Linked DNA regions of Homo sapiens: region 2 is linked to region 1. Evidence: chromatin loops called from intact Hi-C (ENCODE). Cell type or tissue: Caco-2. All regions are shown on one strand. Each heading gives the region's core, and the rest is flanking DNA. Links, peaks and the distances in the headings are about the cores only.

What was found. Hi-C counts contacts between places; a loop is a spot of excess contacts. Peaks named below come from ENCODE experiments on the same cell type or tissue, not always from the same donor. Only the 100,000 strongest peaks of a DNase experiment are listed, where the experiment ranks them.
Region 2: it touches region 1 in a loop (8-fold over the local background); 1 of 110 quality-filtered maps calls a loop at or near these places.

Annotation. Positions count from the first base shown.
Region 1 is chr14:48,910,089-48,917,852 of GRCh38, forward strand. All of the region lies in intron 4 of LOC105378178 (a long non-coding RNA gene), which reads right to left. Among named protein-coding and RNA genes, the nearest start is that of RPS29, 670 kb to the right of the region's middle. In Caco-2, for the core only: no CTCF peak of the experiment used is centred there; a DNase peak (open chromatin) is centred at 4,493.
Region 2 is chr14:49,012,902-49,020,665 of GRCh38, forward strand. The region is part of intron 4 of LOC105378178 (a long non-coding RNA gene); the gene reads right to left. Among named protein-coding and RNA genes, the nearest start is that of RPS29, 570 kb to the right of the region's middle. In Caco-2, for the core only: no CTCF peak of the experiment used is centred there; no DNase peak of the experiment used is centred there.

The DNA of each region.
Region 1 (7,764 bases), core at 1,854-6,853:
AATTTTTAAAAGAAGAAAGCCATTCCTGGATTGTAGAAGATTTACTCTCAAAGGGACAGAGGCAGAATTTACAGTTGCAAGTTTTCTAAAGTAAATGTTCTAAGTAAAGGGAAGTCAGGGGCCTATAGATAGGGTTCTTTAGAAAGAACCTGTCTAAAGTTCAGTCCAGCTGAGGGGAATGTTATGGATAATTTGATCACTGTCTATTATGCTTTCCCTTCTTTCTTTGTCCTTCTTCTGTCACATCTTAAAAGCAGGGATCTTTAGTAATTATTATTTTACCTACTGCTGCTCATTTTATTCAATACCAACCCTGGGATGCCTTGGCTATCTCATAGTTTCAGTTATCACCTGCTAGATACCCTCCACAGCTTTTCTCATTCATTAATTACCACCCAAATTGTAATTTTTCTCTCTTATATATTTCTCAAATCATCCCCCCATTAATTTCTACTATAATTTGATGCCTTAGTCATTGCAATAGCTTTTTAAATAAGTGTCCTCCTACAAGTTTGCCTTCACACAACTGTCAAACATCTAACCAAAATGTAAATGTGACACGAGACTCCATAGCTAAAAATACTTCAAATTCTCCACAGAGCCCAAAGTTAAAGCCCAGGCTCCCTAACACGGACAGCACACAAACCTCCAGGACCGGGTCCTAGCCCATCTCTTTGGCCCCATTACTCAAAAGGTTGCCCTGTGAACACCAGGATGTCTCTCATCTCCAACCCCTAGCTCACTTTTATGTTTTAACCCATTCTGTTCTCATTCTCTCAACAAACCAAATACAACTTGTTTGGTATGATCATCTAAATTGTTACTAAGTTCCTGGCCAGGCATGAGGGCTCATGCCTGTAATCCCAGCACTTTGAGAGGCCAAGACAGGTGGATCACCTGAGGTCAGGAATTCAAGACCAGCCTGGCCAACAAGGTGAAACCCCATCTACTAAAAATACAAAAAATTAGTGAGGCATGGTGGCACATGTAATCACAGCTACTTGGGAGATGAGGAAAGAGAATCACTTGAACCTGGGAGCAGAGGTTGCAGTGAGCCAAGATCGCGTCATTGCACTCCAGCCTGGGCAACAAGAGCGAAACTCTGTCTAAAAAAAAAAATTAAATAAATAAATAAATTGTTACTAAGTCCCTGATCCTCATTAATTGGGTAAGGTGCCCTCTATAATGCTCTGTATGTTACACTTTGCACTTATCTATAAGTAACTGAGTGTGTTTGTACATTTCCCCTAAACATAAAGTCCTTATGAGGACTCCATCTTTTCCATTTTAAAATGCCCAGCAAAGAATACAATGCCAAGTACATAGTAGATATCTAACAATTATTCATCGAATTAGTTATTAAATTAAATGAGCGAACAAGTGTCTTAGTCCATTCAGGCTGGTATAACAAAATACCATAGACTGGGTAGTTTATAAACAACAGGAATTTATTTCTCACAGTTCTAGGGCTGAGAAGTCCAAAAGCAAGGTGCTAAAAAGACTAGAAATCTGGTGAAGGCCTATTTCCTGGTTCATAGATGCCACATTCTTACTGTGTCCTCTCATGATAGAAGAGTGAATGAGCTCTCTAGGGCGTATTTTATAAGGACACTAATCCCATTGAAGAGGGCTCTGCCTTCATGACCGAAACACCTCCCGAAAGGTCCCCATCTCCTAATATCATCACTTCAGGGATCAGAATTGCAGCCTACCAGTTTTGGAGAGACACAAACATTCAGACCATAGCAACAGGTAAATATGTAAATGGAAGGTTGAATGACTTAGGTATCCTTTTATGCTCACAACAAGATCATAGAGAAAGCAAATATGTCCATCCATACAAATACACACATTTACTAGCAAATATAAAATGACCTTCAAATCTGTTCTGTAAGTTTAGTGAAGTCTAAGCTCACTGACTTTTTAAGTGCTTTTACCATGCATTGCACAAAATTTCTCTTGGATGGAGGGGATATGTATAAAAATATTCTAGAGGCAGAATTCAGTTAATCTGATAGAGAACCTCAGGCAATCAGAATCCTCTAAAGTCATGATAGCACACGAGACCATTTTAGAAGCAAGCCTCAGGTGCCATTCTGAAAAAGGAAAGGATGCAAGACTCACTACAAGTTTTATATCTTGTTTAAGAGCAAATGAGATGTCTAAAATATTTTAGCCAATCTAATATTTTTAAACCACTACTTTCACCCCCATAACTCATTAATATCCATTATGCTAATTAACAAGCCATTAATTCTGCCAATGAACACCCATTGCTAATGTGCTAATTAGCTAATATTTGGTGCTAGGAATAAAGAAAGCTAAAGCACTTAAAATAGTGCTTTTGGAGTGTGGCCTTGCTAATTAAATGTTAGTTGACCACCTCCGGAGTGTGAATACTGGATTAGGGCAACTGACTACCGCTCAGGTAGAGATTAAAGCTAATCAATGCACACACATTGTTTATGCTAAAGAATTGTCAAGCAGATTATGGTCACCATAGCACTCACTGTTTTACATGCACATAAACTCTGACTATTAATAATAGAACCCCGAAACTCTTGTTTAGCCTTTCCTTCCACAGAATGAGAAATTATGGTCTTAAGATTTATTTTCCAAATGCTTCTGCATGCACTTTACAAATGTGGTTTCTACAATCAATATTTAAAGGAGAAAAGAAAATATATTTGATGTACCTATCCAAATATTTAGCATTACACCTCAGAGGAAAATGTATCTTCGTGTCTTTATTATGTCATCAGCTTATGGCTTGAAGCATAAAGATAAATTTCTTCAAAGTCCTTCTTTTTATTAACAAGATAGAAAATAAATATGAACTTTTAACAATCCAAGATACAATCCTTTCTTCCTTAATATCCTCACATTAATCTTTACCTCTGCAATGGTGATGAAAACCATGTAGCATTATTATTGTTTAGTCTTGAATAAGATGTATTAGCAAAGTTAATCCAAGGGGAATGCACACTATTACGCATCTGAAACCTGCAGCATTAATACAGTTCTCAAATCTGTAGGATAAACATATAACTTTTTGGAAGTCAAAACACAATAGATCAGCACACAGCACAGCCTATTTAAATATATTTTGATATATTTCCTTCCATTTATCTTAGATATAAAGACTAGTCAATTTCATATCTCAAATATGGTTTTCTGTGTTGTATGCTTGATATACTACAGAGGACAAGGAAAGACTCCTAAGTGTCAAATAGTAAATCTTTACTCAATTCTTATAAACGTAAAGAATGACAAAAAATGGACTCTAAAGAACAAAAGAAATGTTGTTATATTGAAGTAGTTGTAACTATCCATGACAATATAACAGTGGACAGTTCATACACACACACACACACACACACACACACACACACACACACACATCCCAACACATAATAGATTTTAATCATGTTTTCTCTTAAATACCATGGGTGTTACATAGTATAAATTAATTATTTTATCTCAACTTTGTCTAAATTAAGTCAAGTTTGGTCAAAAACACTGATCTCTGTTTTCATGTTGGCTAAGGCACTCTTTACTGTGTAGAGTTCATTTGCTCTGGAATAAGTTTTTATAATATTCTATACGTTCATCAAACTGATAAATATTTTGTGCTTGTCATAGTGGAAATGAACATCCTCAGTCTTCACTATGCCAATATGTAAAATGCAACTAATCTATTCAGATGAAAATTACAATGAGAGCAATTATTTTATTTAGGATTTACCCTAAGCAAACTTGTGGGGGGAAAAAAAAACCAAAACACCTAGATTTGGTTTACAAATGATTGAACTCCTGCTCTTGACACCACTTCTATTCTAATTCCACACTGCCATATTTTATAGCTATACATGGGTCGCCGATTGATTCCCACAGTGAAATCTTTCCTGGATTTACCTATTTTGAACATAAAACAATATCCAAACCTTCCCATTTTCCATTCCGTTGAAAGGTACTACCCTTCTATTATTTTCTCTGTTCCTACATATCAATTAGAAAAGCAAATGAAGTAATTTATACTATGCTATTAATATAACAACTGAATATGGGATCCCCTAAGAAACATATTTGAATATTAATACATTCATTATTCAACAAATATTCATTGAGTGTCTCCAATGCATTAAGTATTGTTCTATTCTACACCACTGGGGAGGTATTAGTGAAGACGATCAGTGAAGAAAGCAGACAAAGACACCAGCCCTCCTGAAGCACACATTCCAGAAAAGAGAAAGAGACAACAGACACTAGTATATTTGCATATTAGGAAATGGTTAATGCTATGGAAAACAAAAAGAAGAAAATAGAACAGGATAAGAAGATCTGTAGTATAGGGAAGGAGAAAGGGTTGCAATAATTGAGAAGGTGATTTATGACCAGAGACTTGAAGGAGGTGAGGAACAAGCCATTCAGACATGTGGGAAAAGTGCCGAGAGCAAACACTGCAAAGGCCCTAAGGCAGGAAGCAGGCCTGAGATGCTTGAGGAACAGCAAAGAAGACAGTGTGGCTGAGCTCAGCAGAGTGAGCTAGGTAGAGAGTAGGAAGAAAGATAAGAAAGATAAGAAAAAAGGGGAGTGGAAGAGAAAGTCAAGATTATCTAGGGTCTTGTTAATAAATAACTTATGAACTTAACCTGTCATGACCAAAAACAGTGCAGGATGCACCAGTTACAACTGCATACTTATTCCTTTATTCATTCAATAAGTTTTAAGTGTCCAATAAATACCAAGCACTAAGTGAGGTGTGAAGATCCAAAAATGTAAATGGTGCCTTTGGAGAGTTTAAATTTAGCAGGAATACAAAGCAGGGAATTACAGCACAAAGCAAAAAGTCCTATAATGGTAATATTTATAAGACACACTCATATTATACGAGAAATAGCTCAAAGTGCAGCAGAGAAGATAGAAAGTGGAGTTTCAGAAAAGGATAGGCAGTAGTTGAACTGAGATTAGCTGAGCAGAAATGTAGATGTCTCATACATGGGAAGGGCACTCTTAGCAAAAGAAATACAGTCATGTATTACTTAATGATGGGCATACGGTCTGAAAAATGAGTCATTAGGCAATTCTCTCACTGTGTGAACATCATAGAGTGTACTTACATGAACCTAGGTGGTATAGCCTACTATACACCTAGGCTATATGGTATAGCCCATCGCTTCTAGGCTACAAACATGTACAGCATATTACTGTACCGAAACACTATAAAAAATTGGAAGACAATATTATTTGTGTATCTAGACATAGACTTCAAAGAAACAACAGTTTTTTTAAAAAGACGGGAAGGTTTTTTTTAAAAAAGACAAGAAGGTCATTATGTAATGACAAAAGGATCAATGCAAAAAGAAGATATTACAATCCTAAATTTATATGCACCTAATACTGGATCTACCAGATTCATAAAACAATCACTACAATACCTAAGTAATGAGATAGCAACACAATAAGAGTGGGGGACTTCAATACTCCACTGATAGCATTAGACATATCATCAAGAGAGAAAATTAACCGAGAAACAATGGGCTTAAAGTACATTCTAGAACAAAAGTGCACTCTAGATCTAACAGATATTTACAGAGCATTCTACCCAAGAACTGCAAAATATACACTCTTCTCATTGGCACATGGAACATTCTCCAAGACAGACCATATGATAAGTCACAAGACAAGTCTCAATAAATTTTTATAAACAAAAATCATGTGAAGTATTTTCTCAGACCACAATGGAATAAAACTAGAAATCAACTCCAAAGGCACTCCCAAAACCATACAAATACATGGAAATTAAACAATCTACTCCTGAATGAATTTTCAGGTAACAATGAAATTGAGATACAAATCAAAAAAATTATTTGAAATGAATAAATTAAGTGACACAAGTTATCAAAACCTCCAGGACAAAGCAAAAGCAATGCTAAGAGGAAATTTTATAAGTCCAAAATGCCTACATCAAAAGGTTGTCATTAAAAAAAAATGACAACTTAATGTCACACCTCAAAGAACTAGAGAATTATTCACAAACTAAACCCAAAGCTAGCTGTATTAGTCTGTTTTCACAGTGCTTTAAAGATACATGAGACTAGGTAATTTATAACCAAAAAACGTTTATTGGTTCACAATTCCACATGGCTGGAGAAGCCTTAGGAAACTTACAATCATGGCGGAAGGCAAAGGGGAAGCAAGGCATGTCTTACGTGGCATCAGGAGACAAAGAGAGCGCAGGGGAAACTGACACTTTTAAACCATCAGGCCTCATGATAACTCCTTCACTATCACAAGAGTAGCATTGGGGAAACCACCCCATGATCCAATCACCTCTTACCAGCTCCCTCCCTCAACATGTGGGGATTACAACTCAAGATGAGAATTGGGTGGGAACACAGAGCCAAACCATATCATTAGCCGAAGAAAAGAAATAATAAAGATCAGAGTAAAACTAAATGATATTGAAACAAAACTATACAAAAGATCAATGAAACAAAAAGCTGATTCTCTGAAAAGATAAACAAAGTTGATAGACAATTGTTAGATTAACCAAGAAAAGAAGAGAGAAGATTCAAATAAGGTCAATTAGAAATGAAATGGGAGACATTAGAACCAACACCAGAGAAATACAAAAGATCATTCGAGACTACTATCAATGCCTCTATGTATACAAACTAGAAAACCTAGAGAAAATTGATAAGTTCCTGGAAACACACAAAACCTCCTGAGAGAAATAGAAATCCTGAACAGACCAATAAAGAGCAGTAAGACTGAATCAGTAATAGTAATAATAATAGTAATAATAAAAAGACAACAAAAAAAGCCCAAGGCCAGATGGATTCACAGGTGAATTCTACCAGACATTCAAAGAATTGGTACCAATCCTACTGAAGCTCTTCCAAAAGATTGAGAAAAAGGGAATGCTGCCTAAATCATTCTATGAAGCCAGTATCACCACGATACATAAACAGGAAAAGGCATTTAAAAAAAAGAAAGAAAACTACAGACAATAACCCTGGTGAACATAGATGCAAAAATCTTCAACAAAATAACAGCTAACTAAATCCAACCATACATCAAAAATATAATACATGATGATCAAGTGGGTTTCATCCCAGGGATGAAAGAATGGTTTAACATATGCAAGTCAATAAATGTGACACATTACATAAACAGAATTAAAAATAAAAACCATAGGTTAGGCCAGGCATGGTGGCTCATGCCTGTAATCCCAGCACTTTGGGAGGCTGAGGCGGGCAGATCACAAGGTCAGGAGTCTGAGACCAGCCTGGCCAATATGATGAAACCCCAACTCTATTAAAAATACAAAAATTAGCCGGACGTGGTGGAGGGCACCTGTAGTCCCAGCTACTTGGGAGGCTGAGGCAGGAGAATTGCTTGAACCCAGGAGGCAGAGGTAGCAGCGATCCAAGACTGCGCCACTGCACTCCAGCCTGGGTGAGAGTAAGACTTCACCTCAAAACAAAACAAAGTAAAACAACAACAAAAAACCCCATATGTTCTTCTTAATAGATCCAGAAAAATCATTTGATAAAATCCAACATCCCTTTAAGACGAAAACCTTCAACAAACTAGGCATAGAAGGTACTCACCCCAAATTAATAAAAGCCATATGTGACAAACCCACAGCCAACATTATACTGAATGGGGAAAAGTTGAAAGCATTCCCACTGGGCATTGGAACAAGACAAGACACCACTTCTATTCAACATAGTACCAGAAGTCCTAGCCAGAGCAAGC
Region 2 (7,764 bases), core at 1,506-6,505, 100 kb after region 1:
ATATTTCTTTCTTCCCTTGCTCATTTATTTTCTTTATCATTGCTGGCATATGGGCAAAAAGAAAAGTGGTCATGTCAGCACACACAAATTTCTTTTTGCCACATTCAATTCTTTATTTTTTGTTGAATCCAGTTAACTCTGCTCTTGGGTTTATTAATAATATAATTAATGGCAATTGTCTAAACACTTTGCTTCTCAGCTATTTGTTTTATTGCCATGAGGAAAAAACCATACTTGATTTTTATCTCCTTTCTAAGAGCAAAGATTTTTCAAATAATCAAATGAAGCCAGTATGGTTCTGTAGTCTAAGGATGTCTCATGTCTTTCCTGAGGAGTGCACAGTTAGCGGCTGCTCACAAAGTAACTGGGAGTAAGTGCATTGATTCAGATGCTTCATGACTATCTGCCCCATATTTTATTTCAAATGACATCTCCACCTGCCAATAAATAATCCAATGGTCGTTTTATGTTCCATTCTAGAAACCAATTTTTTTCTTTTTTTCAACATATGGAAGAATACTCACGGTTGAGAATATGAATTATTAAATAAAAAATTAGAAATTAAGATAGGAATTGAGAAAATTAAAAAGTCATTTCAATATCTAAGAAGGAGAAAATAATTTCAAACCACTAATCTTTAGAAGGCAAAACCAAAGCTTCATTTTACAAACTTCCCTTCTACCCTGTTACTTAACTAACTGTCTAAATACTCAATGTCTGAATTTCTACAGTGGTTGAAAAGCTGTGCTCAACTACTACGACGCAAATCTTCAGAATTAGTTCTTGATTATTTTCCTGAAAGGCTCAAGCTTAATACTAATTCTCTGGTTCATCCTTAACATTTCTATAGGAAATTGATAGATATCAATATTAACATTTCATAAATTCTACAAAATCTTTAAGAGAGTGACACACTTACACTACTACTAGTGAATAGATCCCAACCAGCCCAAGGGAAATTCCCTATGTTGCTTTAGGCCACAGTCATCATTAATAGAGTTATAACGTATCTTAAATTTAAACTTTATAGTTAGCAATTAAAGTTACTCAAAAGTGTCCAGGAAGTGATGTTAAGCTACCAGGGCATGACTGACTACAGAAGATTTAGAGATAAATCTGAAACTGGAAAGTTGACAAAGACACATGTTAAATTTTTTTATATTTTTTATAGTTATGTAGGCATTCATTTTTTTCAACAAACATTTTCTAAATGCCTACTTTGTGCCAAGCATCATTTTAGATCATTAGGATGTATCCGTTAACAAAATTCCTGCCCGGAAGGAGCTCAAATTTTACTAGGTGGGGACAGACAATCCACAATATATATAATAAAATAAATAAAATGTATACTATCTTACAAGTTTATGAATGCAATGAAAATAAAAATGAAGATCAAGATTGTTGGATAGTATGGGGAAGAATATTTTTATCTTTCATCAATTGTATTGTATGTACACCAAGAAACAGCTAATACTTAAAAATCATTATTACAAGTACCATTTGTTTCTTGCAAATATTCATTGGCTTTTATAGTACAAAATTGTCCATTTTCCCTACATCTCTTAAGTGTATTTGTAATTGGAATAAAATATACAGCTACAAAAGAAAAAAAGAGAAACATATGTCATCTTAAATCTGTTGGTATCTATTTCATTCCAAAGGTGATGTCACGTCATTCAAATTAATAAAATTATGTTCTGACACTGTATACTAAAAACAGTATCTGTAATCTCAGGGAAAAGCAGCTGCTGCTTTAAAACAGCTGTTGACCTAGTGTGGAACCAATTTATTTCCATTGATGTCGTAACTATGAGAGCTTCAATAACATTCCAACGTAGCTATACAACCATGTTTATTTTGTAGGTGACTGTTGCTTTAATTGCAGAAGTACATTTTCTTTTACATGTCTCTAGTGACTCCATTGTTACAGAAAAAATGGTGGGCAGCAACATCCAGAGGATGTTAGCCACAATAATTGAAGCTCTATGCATATTCTCCATCTCTCTGCAAAACTGCATTTGTTTCTCACTTAGAATTCAAGAAACATTAATGGAATGCCTACTAAATTTCAGGATTTTTGCAAGAATATAATGTTGAACAAATTAGGTTCCTTATCCTCAAGCAACTCTCTCTTAGAAAGGTTTGCAAAATGCATAAATAGCTGTAAATCCAAAAGATATCTGTAATTGGATAAACACACTAGATATTTTGAACTGTATTCTGATTTGGCCATTGTTATGTAGCATCCTAGATCTCAGAAATGTCACTCTAAGCTTCTTGGGCCTATTATTTTTATTTGCTTAATTTTTCTATTTCATATCACACTTGCAATTTTGAAATTTGCAATAGTGAATCAAGATATAGAAAGAGTATACTTATGAGTATACTTATGAGTAGAGCAGGCAGGCAAGCAAGACACACCTTTGTAAAGACCACCCTGTACAATAATGAACAGTAAGGAAAAGAAGGGATTAGAAAAAGGAGTGTATTTATTGGTAGCTTAGCAAGAACAAGGTCACCAATCAAAATAGAGGCTTCTAATCTTTTGTGCCACAGACCTCTCCTCAGAATAATGTTTTTAAATGCACGAAGTAAAATAAATAGCATTACAAAGAAAACCAATTAAGTACAAGTATCAAATTTTTATTGTCATATAGTAATATATATGCTTCTTTTATAGCACATTAAATCATAAGAGGTAATAGTATATCTAATAACACCTATAATTTTAAAATAGTGAGTGTAAACGATATTTTGAAGTATCTGCAACAACTGTGATGTGATATAAAAACATCTGTGATTTCTATTGATGATAAAGTCACAGGTGCTCCTACAGAGTGGTTTGTTGCCTTCATTCATAATTGAAATATGTGCCAAAGTTCATATGCATAACATGTTATATTTTACTGATTATAAAATGTACTGTTCACATGCCTGCCCTCAGTCACTGGCCCGTGGTACAGACCTAATTCTTACCAATGCTCGTGTCATTCAGCAATCTAACTTCCCAGTGCCTCACAAAAGCAACATCTTATTAACCTCCCACATTTTACACAGAAGCATAAACCTCATTATGCCCTTCGGACTTCCCTGTCACCAATATTACCGGACTCCTGATAATGTGCACTTGAAGTTCTATTTACCCAAAATGCACCACCATTAACTGTCATTTTTGAAACCACAAAAATTATATAATACTAATCATTACTTTAGCTTTTCAGAAATACACTAAAAAATACTGGTTACAGCACCAAGACAATTCTATTAAGACATACAATCAAGCTTAGATGGTTTGCAAAGTCAAGACATGAAGGAGGAATCAATTAGTTAACAACTGACAACAAAAAAAATACTTAAGCAATGGGAACTCCCTGAATTCTGTTATTCCGGGAAAAGACTGTCAAAGCTGGTGCTAAAAGATGAAAACTGTGTCAACAAAGGTAGAACATCTATTGGAATGCAGACAGACAGTCTGGTTTCTTCAGAGCTCAAGTGTAAAAAAAGCAAGACATACTGTTTGATTCATGTGTTGGTGTGGAATCATGTGGCATTCAATTTCTAGAGTAGTTTCGTCTATGACACCTACAAGAAATATTTATTATATGACAAAGTAGGGTCATTCACTCATTGAAAAGAGAAGAACCAGACATATAATTTACACATGAAACATCCTAGATCCACTCAGAGTGTTAGCAACATGCGGATCACATGAACACAGCAGCTTCTATGTCAATAGCTTCTCTGCTGTGCAGAAAATAGTGCCTTTGAAGGCAAAAATGAAAGGAGTGCATCTTAAGCAACTACAAAGGAATACTGATTTTCACCAGACTAGAAAAAGAGATGGGAGATATGGGAGATAAGATTAGAAAAGGAGAGGAAGAGTCAGACTCACAGCACTTAGGGAAAGTGCCCTCAAGAAAAGGACAAACATGGCCACACTATGTGCCCAAGGACGTGGGATCCTTGGCCATTGGGTTCCAGGCAACTCAATGCTCCTTGTACCCTGTGCGCCGCTCACAAACAAAAAGCTACAAAATTTCAAAACCCCATTATGACCTTGGAATATGGGAACATCATCTTCCCCCATTTTCTACTAACAGTAAGATTCTCAGATTCTGGTGCTGCCAGGCGGAACTGAGACTAAATTTTTCTATAATAAAAATAAAATCATAAATCATTCCTTGTTCTTGTTTTTTTCTAACAAGAAAAAAATGTGTTAGAAATTTGTGCCATATTTATTTCTGCTTTCTTAAACTGAACAATGAAAATAAAATGAAAATAAAATGTTGGAAGTCACACAATATGTGAGTGAAAAAAAAAACCAAACATTAAAAAGATAACAAAGAATACATATAGTAAAGAGACTTTGGATAAACCTCAAATAACAGCCTCAAACTCATTACCTGATGATTTTTGATACATGGTATAGACAGAATTCTTCTGTCCATAACTTATACTATTAGTCCATTTTTCATTTTCCTATACTTTTTCTGTGGCTGTTCATATTCATCCCCTAGTGTCTCAGAGCTGAAATAATTCTCTTCTGAGCAAAACTTCCCCTCAGATATATGTGCAGTTATTGTGTATCTCAAGATTTCTGAGTTGAAATTAATTTTTAATGTCTGTGCAATTATGTGAATCATTAAGATTGTGAAGATATTATCAACAAAGTAAAACAAAACGAATGATGAAGTTATGAGCTCATTAACCTCGACAGGGACCAATGAACTCTGTCTTATTACGTAAGACCGAATCTCACAGAGCCCACATTCATGCTGGTTACTTAATAAACCGTGAACAGAGACAGACACAAGGCATAAGCTACCAATACATTCCTTTTTCTAATCTCTTCTTTTCCTTACTCTTCATTATTGTAAAGGGTAGTCTTTACAAAGGTGTGTCTTGCCTGCCTGCCTGCTCTACATATGAGTATACTCTTTCTATATCTTGATTCACTATTGCAAATTTCAAATTTGCAAGTGTGATATGAAATAGAAAAATTAAGCAAATAAAAATAATAGGCCCAAGAAGCTTAGAGTCTCCAGTTACTGCAGTCATTAGAAACTGCACCAGCATCCTGATCCAGGTGGCACTGGGGTAATTGACAACTTCCAGGAAAGGGAGCACCCAAGAATGTCACAGAGAGAGAAATTGGCACAACCCCAAAATACTTTGTTTGGTGTGTTTTAAGCTCCAAATAGTAAAACAAAAAATGTCTGAAACATAAATATGTGATATTGCAAATTAGAAAAAAATAGGGAGAATTTTATTTTTATTGTAGAAGGAAAAATAGACATAACAGTTTCAATTCAGAATATAAAAATCACTACAGAGAATGGGTTAGAAATAAATATTAGTGGCTTTTGGAGGAATAGTACTTATGGGAGATTATATACATATTTTTAAATGATTACGCCTCTCCTCATGAGAGAATTATCCACCTCCACCCTATTGATATCAGCCTTTATGTGTCACACTTGGCCATTAAAATAAAAACAACGAGATATACCACTTCCAAAGATAAGCTTTAAGTGTCATGTTCTCTTGTGCCCTGTCGTGAGATTGGTATGACCCAGGTAGGGGCTACTTCTTCAGTCTGGATCCTGCAATGAAGTTGTCACAGCACAGAGTGACAGTTCATTAAGGATAAATAAGCAGTATAAGCAAGAAGTAAATTTTTGTTTTTGTAATCCACCAAGATTTGTAGAGTTTTCCTATTGCAACGTAACTTAGCCTATAATACAGGATTGGTGAGATTCCAAAGGCAAAAAGCAGGACCAGTGAACATCTTCTAGTACATACAAATGTACTCCAGCTATATACCATACTGTTACTTTTATCCTAGAATCCCAAGATAGACATGCTGCCTTCATCTTTGAGCCAAGAAGATAGTACCGGACCAGTACTGCAGGATACAGCCCAAAGTCAATGGTTTCTGCATTGTTCAACCTTTCTGGAGCACATAACTCGAAGTCTTGTATCTCATTAGCTTTGATAGCTCTACAGAATAGACCATCTAGCACTTTATTTCTCCTGATGCCAGGGGTCCTGTAGGGTTTGTAAACAAGACTTTGCCCCTTTTGTGTTAATAAGGAGTAGGAGGAGGTTAGACGAAGAAACTGTGGGGAGAAGAGAAGGTAGCATGTAAGAATCCCAGTCCATATACCCAGGCACACAAGATGTATAACTTTATTTTCTGAAATAATTTGATTCTGTATTTGACCTGTATTTCTTGAGGTCTTTTATTATTAGGTCAAGCTACAGTTTCAAGAGCTGATCTAGGGGGCTTCCTAAAAAAAAAACAGTAGAGAAGAAGGTTCTACATCATCAGTCCACACAGATTGTCACTGAGATATTTACTGTCCCAGTTCTTAAAGTTCCCTTGAAATTTGTGACTGGCAGGTGTTTCTGTGACACACCTGAGAAAGCCCTTCACGAGGCTGACTACAAACTACTTTGCCTAGCAATCTAGCAGCAGTTCCAGAACAAGGATCTTGCTCTCCCTATAACTGCACACTGGGAATCAGACCTCTCTGCTTGCATCACATTCATCTTTCCTCAGCTGGGCATCTCTAAAAGGAGGGGGAATTCTACTACCTTTGTTTGGGAACAAAATAGTTTTGTTGTTTTGTTTTGTTTTGGATTTTTTTTTTAATAGCTGGCAACTTCTACCTTCCTTAGGCTTAAATTTTCAAAGCAAATGCCAGAAAAAACCACAGACTACTTCTGCTTTGTATGCAACAACCACTCTACTCTGAGGTGGTACAAAGAAGCCAGACAATCTGACTGAATGGGAAGAAAAGCAAAGAGGCAAAGACAGGCAGCTAAATTTAAGTTAGCCTTCTGCACCCACTCAATATTACAAAAGCATTGTGGTAAGGCAAAATTTCTATGAGAGGCCCCTAAGATTCCATACTCTAATCACCAGACCTGTGAATGTGACATCACTTCAAGGTTATATTATGTGGCACAGTTTACCTTACAAAAGAGAGATCATTCAAGTGGGCCTGATCTAATCACAGGAGACTTCAGAGGAAAAGACACTTCTCTGGCTGGTAGCAGACAGGAAGCTAGAAGAGGAAGTCTCAGATATGCATGAGTAGGGCTCGATGCACACTTGCTGCTTTGAAATTGGAGGGTCCACAAGGAGCTGAGGGCACACCCCTGACAGACAGCAAGGACAGAGGGACTCAGACCCACAAACACAAGCAACTAGATGTGCCAACACTTGAATGGGCTTGAGAGCAGATTTTTCCTTAGAGCTTCCAGACAAGAGCCGACACCTTGTTTTTGACCTTGTAAGCCAAGAGCCCAGGTGAGCCCACCTGGGCTTCTGACCTAGAGAGCTGTGAACTAGTAAGTTTGTGTTATTTCAACCACCTTTGTGTTCACTTGTTACACAGCAACAGAAAACAATACAGTCCTATTTCCCATACCCAATTTCACTCCTGCAATAAGTTCACAAACTTCCTATGAACTATCAATAATTCTTCAAGGACCATTTTTCCTTAAATTGTTTAGTTTACCAAGAGTGACTGCCTCCCTTATCCTTCTTAGAACATTAAAATGGTGTTCATTAAATGTATATAATGATTGTACTTTTTTCTTTTTTAAGCTTTCCATGTGTGCTCACACTCATTTTAGATCCTTGCTTGGGATGGATCTAAATAGCACAAAAATGGCAATTCAATATCTTTAACCTAATAACTTATTTTGTCAAGGACAATCAGATTTTCTTCAATGTTGGGAAATATTCTAACACTA